Regions from separate parts of the Mus musculus genome. Here region 2 is linked to region 1. A link is a contact called in ENCODE POLR2A ChIA-PET data. All regions are on one chromosome and are shown on one strand. Each heading gives the region's core, a stretch centred on a gene start or an enhancer-like site at or near the end of the contact. The rest is flanking DNA. Distances are from core to core; before and after follow the strand shown. Region 1 holds the start of Col4a2 (collagen, type IV, alpha 2). Region 2 holds the start of Ankrd10 (ankyrin repeat domain 10).

Region 1 (4,735 bases), core at 641-3,140:
CGGCCAGTCTGGTCAGAGCTCCGCTTTCTCCTCATGCTGGGCTCTGCATCCCAGCAGAGCAGGAGACCAACTGTGTGGTGGAACCAGTGCCCACTTTCTGCAAGCCTGAGAACCACTGATGGTTCCAGCTAGGTGAGGGAAGGGAAGGAGGCTGAAGCAGGGCTCCTTCCCCAAAGGTGTGTTGGTTCCAGACACAGAGTGTACTGGTGTCCCAAGCTGTGTCTACTTGGAACTCAGGTATTCCACAGACAAGTAAACAGGGCACATAGGACACCTGGCCAGGGTTCTCAATTTTCATGTTTCTTTTAAACAGCACTACCTATGAGAAGACCCCCCCCCCCACACACACACACTGGTACTGGTATAAGGAGTGGCTACATTTAAAATGCGAGGGAGCCCCAGAGCATCTCTCCAGTTCAGTTCAAAGGCTGTTCTGGCAGGCCTGGTTTGGTCTTTCAAGGAGCAACAGGTACAGTAAACAAGTCACAGAAGCCAGGGACCACAGGCCTCCCTCTGGTCTGTGGCTCTTCAGGGCCTACTCAAGGTTTGGAAGAGACCGCGGTTTCTATCCCTTTGTCCCCGAACAACCTTAAAGCAGGAGGCTGTCTCCTCCTTGCCCCGCCCCTCCCCAGAGACTCATATTTAAGCAAGATGCTCTCTGCCCACCACAGTGCCTGGACACCACCTCTGAGTTTCTGGAAACTCTTTGCTCCCAGCCCCCTCTGTCCGTGCGCCTCGTGGCCTAGTGATAGACATTCTTCCCTTGCTGCTAAGGCCAAAGCTTGGCAGCAAAAGGTGCCTGAGGCTACGTTTTAATTATTAGCTCCCTAGAGAGGGCCGACTCCTGCACTGCACGGGACGAGCGGCTGGCAGACACAGTAGCACACACCTACAATGCACACGCACACTCAGGTGGGCTCGACGAGCCTGTCTTCCACGAGGCTCCGCGAGCGTCCCAACCCGTCACGGGCGCGGAACTCCAAGCGCCGTGGAGTTCAAGCGGTACTTACCCCCAAGACGCTCTGAGCCAGGAGTCCCACTGTCACAGTTGCTAGCAGCAGCCACCTGCACAGGAGAGGGAGGGAGGGTAAGAAAGCGACCAAAACATGCGGGCCCCAACTTGTCAACTCCTGAAATATGCATGCAAGGTCCCCTTCACCTAGGAGACCAGGCAGAAGGCGACTTACCCTCGCAGGGGAGGGCCAGACGCTTTGAACCGCACTCGGTCCATGATCCCAGTCTTTGAGCTCTAGACTCGGCTCGATCCCTTCCTAACCTGGAGGCAAGAGACAAAGCGGGTTAGCAAAGGTGGCAGGCAGAGAGAGCATCGTCATCTTAGCACCCTGACTCCGCATAATGTCCCTCGTTTCCTTGCGGGGTGACCAAAGTTCTGTCCCATCAGGAGACAGAAAAAGGGAGATTCTTCTCCGTAGGCCCTGCCTGGAGCTCCTCAGCCCATGCAGCGCGATCCCTATTCCCCCAGCTCCGATCCAACGGAGCGCGCAGCCTCAGCCTACTCCGGCGCTACAGGTCCGCGACTTGGGGCCTGGCTCTCTGTGCCTCCCGGGGGTCGCTCTCACCTCAGGGTCAGGAGCTGCTGCCCGCGCGCATGGGCCCCTGAAGAAGCGTTGGCCCGTGGCACACCGGCGGCCAGGCCGGCCTGGCTCTGCTCCGTGGGCGCCGGACTCTCGGCCCCGGCGTGCCTTGCTGGTGCTTGCCCGGGATTGGCGAGCCAAGGGGCTCGTGGAATCGGGGCGCGGGAGGAGCTGGGTGCGGAGCGCAGAGCCCCGGCGTTCGGACTCCCTGCGACACCAAGTCCCGAGCGGCGCGCAGCCTCCGCCTCTTACCCGCGCCGCAGGGTCCTCCCCTTGGAGACGCCGCCCGCGCACTGCCGAGGGGAGGGGGCAGCGCCAACAAATTGGGGAGCTCCTCGGGCGGCGCGCTCAGGTCTCTGCGCAGAGTCACCGCACCCGGGACGGTGAGCAGGGCTCACGCCCGGGCCCTCCGAGACTGAGCACCTCGCCGTGGCCCACGGGAACTGGGCTGCATTTCCCCGCCGTCTCTGCTGGTCCCCTGCCGCCCCGGGCGCGCCACCATGGGGCCCCGGCTCAGCGTCTGGCTTCTGCTGCTCTTCGCCGCCCTTCTGCTCCACGAGGAGCGCAGCCGAGCAGCTGCGAAGGTGAGTTCCCTGCGGGCTGCGCTCCCCAGCCTCCCTCCCTGCACCCCTGACGCCCCGCGAGGCCTCTTTGTCCAGCGCCTGGCGCAGTCAAGCCGCCTGGCCCTCGAGGGTACCGCGGGTGGCACGGCCAGGTGCATTCTTCCCCCGGGTCTCCCTCTCCTAGTCCCTGTGGGCAGCGATCGCACATCCATTACGGAACCTCCTTTGTTATACACTGGGTGCGGGAGAGTTAGGAAGGGACTGAAGCTTAGCGTGTACCACGGCGGGGTGAGGGTACCGAGGAGCCAGTGAGATTTGAACCCTCATCGCCAAGGCTCTCAGCGGCGGGGCGCGCGAGTGGGTCGGGGCTGGAAGGGTGGCCAGGCACACCCCACGCCACTCAGAGTCCTACACTCATGTGCAGGGGGAACCGCTTTGGGTGTGTTTCTGGTTGTTTGGAGACCGTGATGGTTGAGGCTGAACAGCTTTGGGCCGTTTGCCTGGAAACATCTGTATTTTTGCTTTCCCACGACTTTTGTGTAGCCTACGGCACGCTTGAGAACAGACGCGGGGCTCTTCTCCGCATCCTAAAAGTCTCTGCCTCGACTCTTGCCTTTTATGAGTGCGTGCCTGAAAATTATAACCACATTTAGACTTGAGTGTGAAACCAAAGCGAAACTCCGTCGCATTGTTCCCTGCGCAAATTGTTTTTTTTAAGTTTTTGTTTCCTCTGGTGCTGTGCTTGGCCAGGAGGGCGCTGGGAGATGTTTGCAAGAGCCAGACTTCCAGCTCTGGAGGAACCCGGCCAGACTTTCTGCCTTCGCCCCTAGAGAATACACTTCAGCTGCTGCTGCTGCTGTGACAGCCATGCAGGCCCAAAGGCCACAAGGTGTGGCCTCTCCACAGTTTGCCTTCCCCTCAAATGCCTAAAAAACGACGTTTGCTTCTCACCGAAGCTTCCAAGTTTTAAAAGAAACCGTTGCTTAATTGTGCATTTTCCTTTCCTTTTAAGAATTTCACCTCTTTCCTGCAGGAGCGATACTGATCAACTATGCTATAAATTATTAACTGTTACATACTAGAATAAACTGGTAACGTTACTAGGGGTTTTCTTAATTGGGTTTTGCCTCCCTTTCTGAAGAAGGATGATTAATTACATCAGCAACCAACTTCAGAGAGTTCCCTCCTCTCCAGTCTTCACCTTCACCGCAGGTAGCCTTTTAACTACCCATTCTCTTGCTGAGGGTAGTTTCTCAAAAGAGCAGGCTTGATAGGCTGGACCTGCTGGCGGTGCAGGTCTTGTAGTTCTTGCTTCTTGGACACCCGAAGCAGGGGGATCTCAAGTTCAAGGCTAGCCTGGGCAACAGAATGAGTTCAAGGCTAGCCCAGGCAACATAGGGAGACTCTCGCTATAATAATAATAATAATAATAATAATAATAATAATAATAATAATAATAAAGTAAAAAGAGGCTGACGGGCAAAGTGCTTACCCAGCATGAACATAGCCCTGGGTTCATTCCCCAGGGTGGAAAATATTTACCAAAAGACCTAGGCCTTCTAAGGGGATCACTGTGATGGAAAAGCATGAGCCACTGTTTGGACTTAGGTTTTTCTGAACGATCGTGTTAGCAAAGCTAACTGTGAGATCTCACGTCCAGACCCTCAGGACTTTAAACCGTTGAGTCAGCCACATGAACTCCTGATCTTACTTGGAAAGTCAAACCAGCCAGGGTTGAGGCTTGACATTGATGTATTTCCTACTAATTGTCCTGTAAGACCAAGTACATTTCTGGATGCTCGCTCTGTTCTGTTCCTCCAGCTGCCTTATCTTAAGTGATTTGGCCCGTGGGTACCCTAAGATGTTACCTTGGTAAGACATTCACCCCATTAGCAAGCCTGCTAAATGTGCATATGACCTTAGGTATGCAAGAAGACCTGTTTAAAAACAACATCCCCCCTCATTTAGAAATCTGTGTCCTTTTCATGGTATCAATAACATTTTGCCCAGCTCCTTTTAAAACTAGCTGTTAGAGGTACCACAGCAATGAAGTAGCCTCCATTGAGTTTTCCAAGTCAAATATCCTCTAAGCTAATTGTTAATTTAGATGGGAAGATCATCAGTTCTGCTTGGGGATGGGCCCAGGATCGTGCACACACTGGGCAGGCACTCTCTATTGGTGCTTATCAAATGGCTTTTCAGGGTCTGAGATGTGAACTTTCCCCTAAGTGTGGCCATGCCTGCCCAGCAATCTTGCTGTCTCCTGAACATTAGTCATGTCTCCAGGGAGTGAGTGACCAGAGAGCTCATACGAAGAGGGAAGACTTTCTTCCCAGGCCTGTCTGGGTGGCTCTCCTTGAGTTTGCATCTAGATGAGAAGGCTGACTTCCTATGTCACCCCAACAAGGCATATTGGGAGTGGGGTGCTAGTGAGGAGGGTCCCCAGGCCTCTTTCTTTTTACAAGGAACAGGACTGGGAAAGGGTAAGGGCTTCTGAAATCAGCCAGAGATCTGCGCACTAGCCGTGTGTGTGCTAGACTGGGCTCCACTAGAGGTGCTGACTGATGCTTTGAAAAA
Region 2 (4,735 bases), core at 954-3,453, 320 kb before region 1:
AGGTACACCTGTTATCTTGCAAAATGAGACTCCTCTTTCCAGAGCTTAAGGGGATGCGCTCACATACAGGCCAATGGCATGTCAAACAAAACCAACTTCTCAGTGAAAGAAGCTTGAAACACAAGAGCCCACCATTCAGTGCAAGCACCCAAGTAATACCAAAACTATTACGCTGTGCTCTTGCCTCACCGATTATGAACTAGAGACAGACAGATGACGTCTCATATTTCCCACGCATTAGTCACTGCTCAGTGAATTAAACATCACACTTGTCTATGTAGACTGGAACATTTCTCAATATCACCTTCACAGGGAGTGTTTGTTATTTGAACGGATGGCTGTGTAGTGTGTTCACCCGGTTAACAATTCCCCTTTATCAATTGTCTGGTTTCTGATTACTTGTTTTATGCTACTTAATGTTGCAATGTAAGGTATGTAGCCTGGTGGCATATTTATAATCCCAGCAGCTGGGAGGATGAGGCAGGAGGATGATGAGTCCCAGGCCCCAGTTTCTGCAATACAGTAATTTTAATCTCTACTATGTAGCCTCCTCAAGGATAAACATACACAAGGAACAAATATATAGCAAAAGGGAAAAAGTAAAACTTCATTAAGTAAAAAGTAGAAGCTGGCCGGTGGTGGCGGCTCACGCCTTTAATCCCAGCACTTGGGAGGCAGAGGCAGGCGGATTTCTGAGTTCGAGACCAGCCTGGTCTACAACGTGAGTTCCAGGACAGCCAGGGCTATACAGAGAAACCCTGTCTCGAAAAAAACCAAAAAAAAAAAAAAAAAAAAGTAAAACTTCCATGAATAGTGTCTACTCCTTAATGGCTCAGTATGATTTTCAAATTTTATAGCCAGGAGGTGGTGGTGCTCGCCTTTAATCCCAGCAGAAGCAGGAGGATTTCTGAGTTCAAGGCCAGCCTGGTCTACAGAGTGAGTAGACCAGGCTGGGCTACACAGTGAAACCCTGTCTCGAAAAACCAAAATTAGAACAAAAAGAAAAAGAAAAAAGAAAAATTTCAAATTTTTTACAACCATAGCATTGTACCATTGGAAAGAGAATTTAGTAGTCAATTTTTCTAAAATTTCTTTCACCATGTGCCCAGCCTGCTCACGTGACTCATGCTTTACAGTTACAGACGCCAGGGCCTCTCGATTCTCTCTGGCATCCATTCCAATTAAGGCATACCGAAGTTAACTGGCTGCACCCTTGTTTTCGGGTTTTTAATGAGGAGCTGTGCTCCGCAGGCGCCCAATAAACACTAATTGGAGGAACTCAGGCAACCGCGGAAGCAGGCCAGGGCCGGCTGCCAGAGTCCTGAGTCCCCACTCGCGAGTGTGCCTGGCAGAGCAGCAGCTCTATTTAGAAGTAGCGCCTCAGGCATCGTCCTCAGCAGGAACCTGCGGCCGAGCTCCAACCGCTCCAGGTCACACCCACCAGCGCCAGGTCACGCCCAGCCGCCCCAGGAATCGACCAGAGCGCCGCTCCGCTCCAAATCCCAGACTCTCCTCCTTTAGTTAAGGCGTGGCTTTCAGCTGCCAATCACAGAGAGGCCGGCCTGGGCTTTGGCCTTGCCCCAGGCAAGGTTTACAGCCAGGGTCGTAGGCCTCCGGCTTCAGGCGAGGTCTCAGGCGCGGCCTCCTCAGGCTTCAGTCGCAGCCAAGTCTCCCCCCTCCTTTTTTTGTTTTGTTTTGTTTGTTTGTTTGTTTGTTTTTCGTGACAGGGTTTCTCTGTATAGCCCTGGCTGTCCTGGAACTGACTCTGTAGACCAGGCTGGCCTTGAACTCAGAAATCCACCTGCCTTTGACGCCCAAGTGCTGGGATTAAAGGCGTGCGCCACCACTGCCCGGCAAGTCTCGTCCCTCTAACCACACTAACGTGCAGGCCCACCCTCAACCCCTACACCTTCAGCGTTGGCATCAGTAGCGGCCTCCTCAAGCGGTGATCGCCTCCCAGCCCCTAACTTCACCACCAGACGCCTAAGGCGGCGTTCCTGCGCAGACCCTGAGAAGGCCCCGCCCTGCAGCCAAGGCCACGCCCTATCCCAGGCGCCAGCCTCAGCACCACCTGCGGGAGGCCCCACCCTATCCAGGCGCGGGCCTCGCCCCACCACGGGCGTCAGCAGCGGTCGGAGGCAGCGGACTGTTAGGCCCCACCCTCTCAAGGCGCAGGCTCCGCCCCGTGGCTCAGGTCCCGCCCTCAGTGCTCGCTGCGCTCGGATGCGGATGGGACGCGGCAGCAGCTCGCCTGTCCTTTGTGTTCGAGTGGCGGCAGCTTCGCAGGCCTTCACCGGCACATTCCTCTGGCCGATCAGTCGCGTGCTTCCTAGCGACCCATCATGTCAGCGGGAGCGGGCGCGGCCGTGGAGGCAGGCTTCTCCAGCGAGGAGCTGCTGTCGCTCCGCTTCCCGCTGCACCGCGCCTGCCGGGACGGGGACCTGGTCGCGCTCTGTTCGCTGCTGCCACACACGCCGCGCGCTCACCTGGCCGCTGAGGACTCCTTCTACGGCTGGACGCCCGTGCACTGGGCTGCGCACTTCGGCAAGGTGGGCGCGGGCACTTTAAGGCGCCATTTTCCGCGTGGTGTGCTGTTAGGGTCAGAGCGCACCCCACGGTGTCTGGAGAGCGCGGTCGGCAGCGGCAGCGCAACCCCTGAGAGTTCCAGGGCGCATGTGCGGTACCGCGCGGTCTGCGACCCAGGACGGTGGGGGGTGGGGGGCGCGGAAGCTGCTCAGACGCCGCGGGCGCCTCGAGGGCTTCAAGGCGCATGTGCGGCGGGCGGCGCGCGACCCAGGACCTCCGGGGGCGCGGGGAGTGTTGGGAGGCGGGGCGGAAATGGGGTCCGTCTCGCCGGCTCCCCCGAAGGATCCAGGGCGCATGTGCACACTTGTGGCTCTTCCGAGCGGGGCGGGCAGACTGCAGTTGAGGCCGTTTGCGCGGAGGCCGCCGGGCTTCGGGAATCGTGGCGAGGAGGAAACTGGGGGCCTCGCGCTTCTGTCTAATGGAAACCGGGTGCAGGGCCCCCTGAAGGCACGGAGGGATGGGCGCTGCCCTCGTAGCCGGGGGTGTCAAGTCTGCACCTGCTATGGCCGACGGCGGGGTCGCGGCCATGCCTATCGGCCCCCTCTCCACCGGGACCGTCCTGTGTAAGCTGCGCTAATTGGCCCCGTTCTCCTGGTGTTGAAAGGTGGCATGCAGTTGGGTGCAGGTAGTCGCTGGGAATCCACCTTCTCGTGGTCGCCTTAGTTAACCTGCACACAGAAGTGCTTCTGCGCCATAAAGCGGCAAAATTCACGCTGTACTGTTTACCAGAATTTGATCTAAAGCTAAAGGAGCATTTTCACGTCTACGGAGAACGAGTTGTAGACTTGACTTTGGAGACCAGTATTGTAGCGGAGGCGAGGACGTTGTAGTTCTGAGCTTTCCTATCTGAAACCTGGATGGTCTTAAGATACGGAACCATCTTGTTAACCCGTTCCAACTATTACGGAAAGCTCTTAGAGGCGAAAAGGCTGAGCCTTTCACCCCAGCCGGGCCATGTGTTACTGCTCTCCCTCCTGTAGGTTTCCAGCGTGTTTCCCTAGGTTGTACCTACCAGTGATGCTCAGGTTACCCAGTAATTTATGGGGCTTATTTATTCCCGGAAAACTGGCCATTGTGAAGGCTAACTATCTTGCTTTTACCAGATGCCCCATTTAAAAGGACCCTCCACAATTCCAAAGCCAGTTTCCTAGGTTGAACACGGCATAGCTAACAGGTTCAAATCCTGGCTCCACGTTAAAGGTTAACTAACTGCTTTTCTCTTGACACCTGTTCATCTTACTGCCACTTTGTACTTGTATGTTTCCCTTGGGAAATCTCACCAGCGATTACTTTTTGGTTTGGTTTGGTTTGGTTTGGTTTTCCGAGACAGGGTTTCTCTGTATAGCCATGGCTGTCCTGGAACTAACTTTGTAGACCAGGCTGGCCTGGAACTCAGAAATCCGCCGGTCTCTGCCTCCTGAGTGCTGGGATTAAAGGCGTGCGCCACCACCGCCTGGCCAGCCATCACTTTCTAACACTGTCCTAATGTCTGTTTGCTGTGGACTGTGCAAGTTTTGCAGCCTGCCGATCAATAAAAACTCAGAGAATCTGTGTTTATTGAAGTGACCAGTCCTTTGTAAGGACAAGCTTACCTTGCTTGGGGAGACAGATAGGAGGTTCGGGGTGCTGTTTGTTCTCAGGAATTGCTTGCAACCAAGCACAGCTTCTTCACTGCCTGTGGTCAGTTGAAGAGAAACAGACAGTCCAAAATTGGAGAACAAGTAAGTACCGAAGAAATTCCTGGCCAGTGTAGGCACATGTTGAATGTGGTGGACTCATAGCCAGCTGCCAGCGCAGTGGGACCTGGCTGGATCTTGTCTGCGCTTGCCAGTCTTTGAGTTAGTCACCTACTGGGTGAGCTCAGCCGTGGTGTGACTCTTTTATTATAGTTAGTTATTTATCTCGCATACTTGGTTTCTGTTCAGTTTTAAAGGCCGAGAGAGAGAGAGAGAGAGAGAGAGAGAGAGAGAGAGAGAGAGAGAGAGAGAGAGAGATACAGACTGGGCTTTGGGGCAGTTCAGTGTGTCGGGGTTGTGCACGGTGTGGGAAAGTCTGACTATAAAGAGTTTACTGCACTTTTTACAGTACAGTACAATTTGTACAATTTTTACAGCCCGATGTTTACTTACCATGAGTGTGAACGCCTTTA

What was found. ChIA-PET counts read pairs that join two places held with the same protein, here RNA polymerase II (POLR2A).
Region 2: POLR2A ChIA-PET joins it to region 1 with 13 read pairs in Patski. The contact joins the promoter of Ankrd10 here to the promoter of Col4a2 in region 1. POLR2A ChIA-PET finds 5 or more read pairs at or near these places in 2 of 5 experiments (Patski and embryonic stem cell).

Annotation. Positions count from the first base shown.
Region 1 is chr8:11,309,960-11,314,694 of GRCm38, reverse strand. It overlaps Col4a2 (collagen, type IV, alpha 2), which reads right to left and starts at 1,890. Exons shown (of 48, transcript NM_009932.4): 1 at 1,581-1,890; 2 at 1,188-1,276; 3 at 1,011-1,065. The coding sequence starts at 1,231. It overlaps Col4a1 (collagen, type IV, alpha 1), which reads left to right and starts at 1,869. Exons shown (of 52, transcript NM_009931.2): 1 at 1,869-2,179. The coding sequence starts at 2,096.
Region 2 is chr8:11,633,225-11,637,959 of GRCm38, reverse strand. It overlaps Ankrd10 (ankyrin repeat domain 10), which reads left to right and starts at 2,203. Exons shown (of 6, transcript NM_133971.3): 1 at 2,203-2,549. The coding sequence starts at 2,343. Mir7238 (microRNA 7238) reads left to right here and starts at 2,224; the gene lies at 2,224-2,266.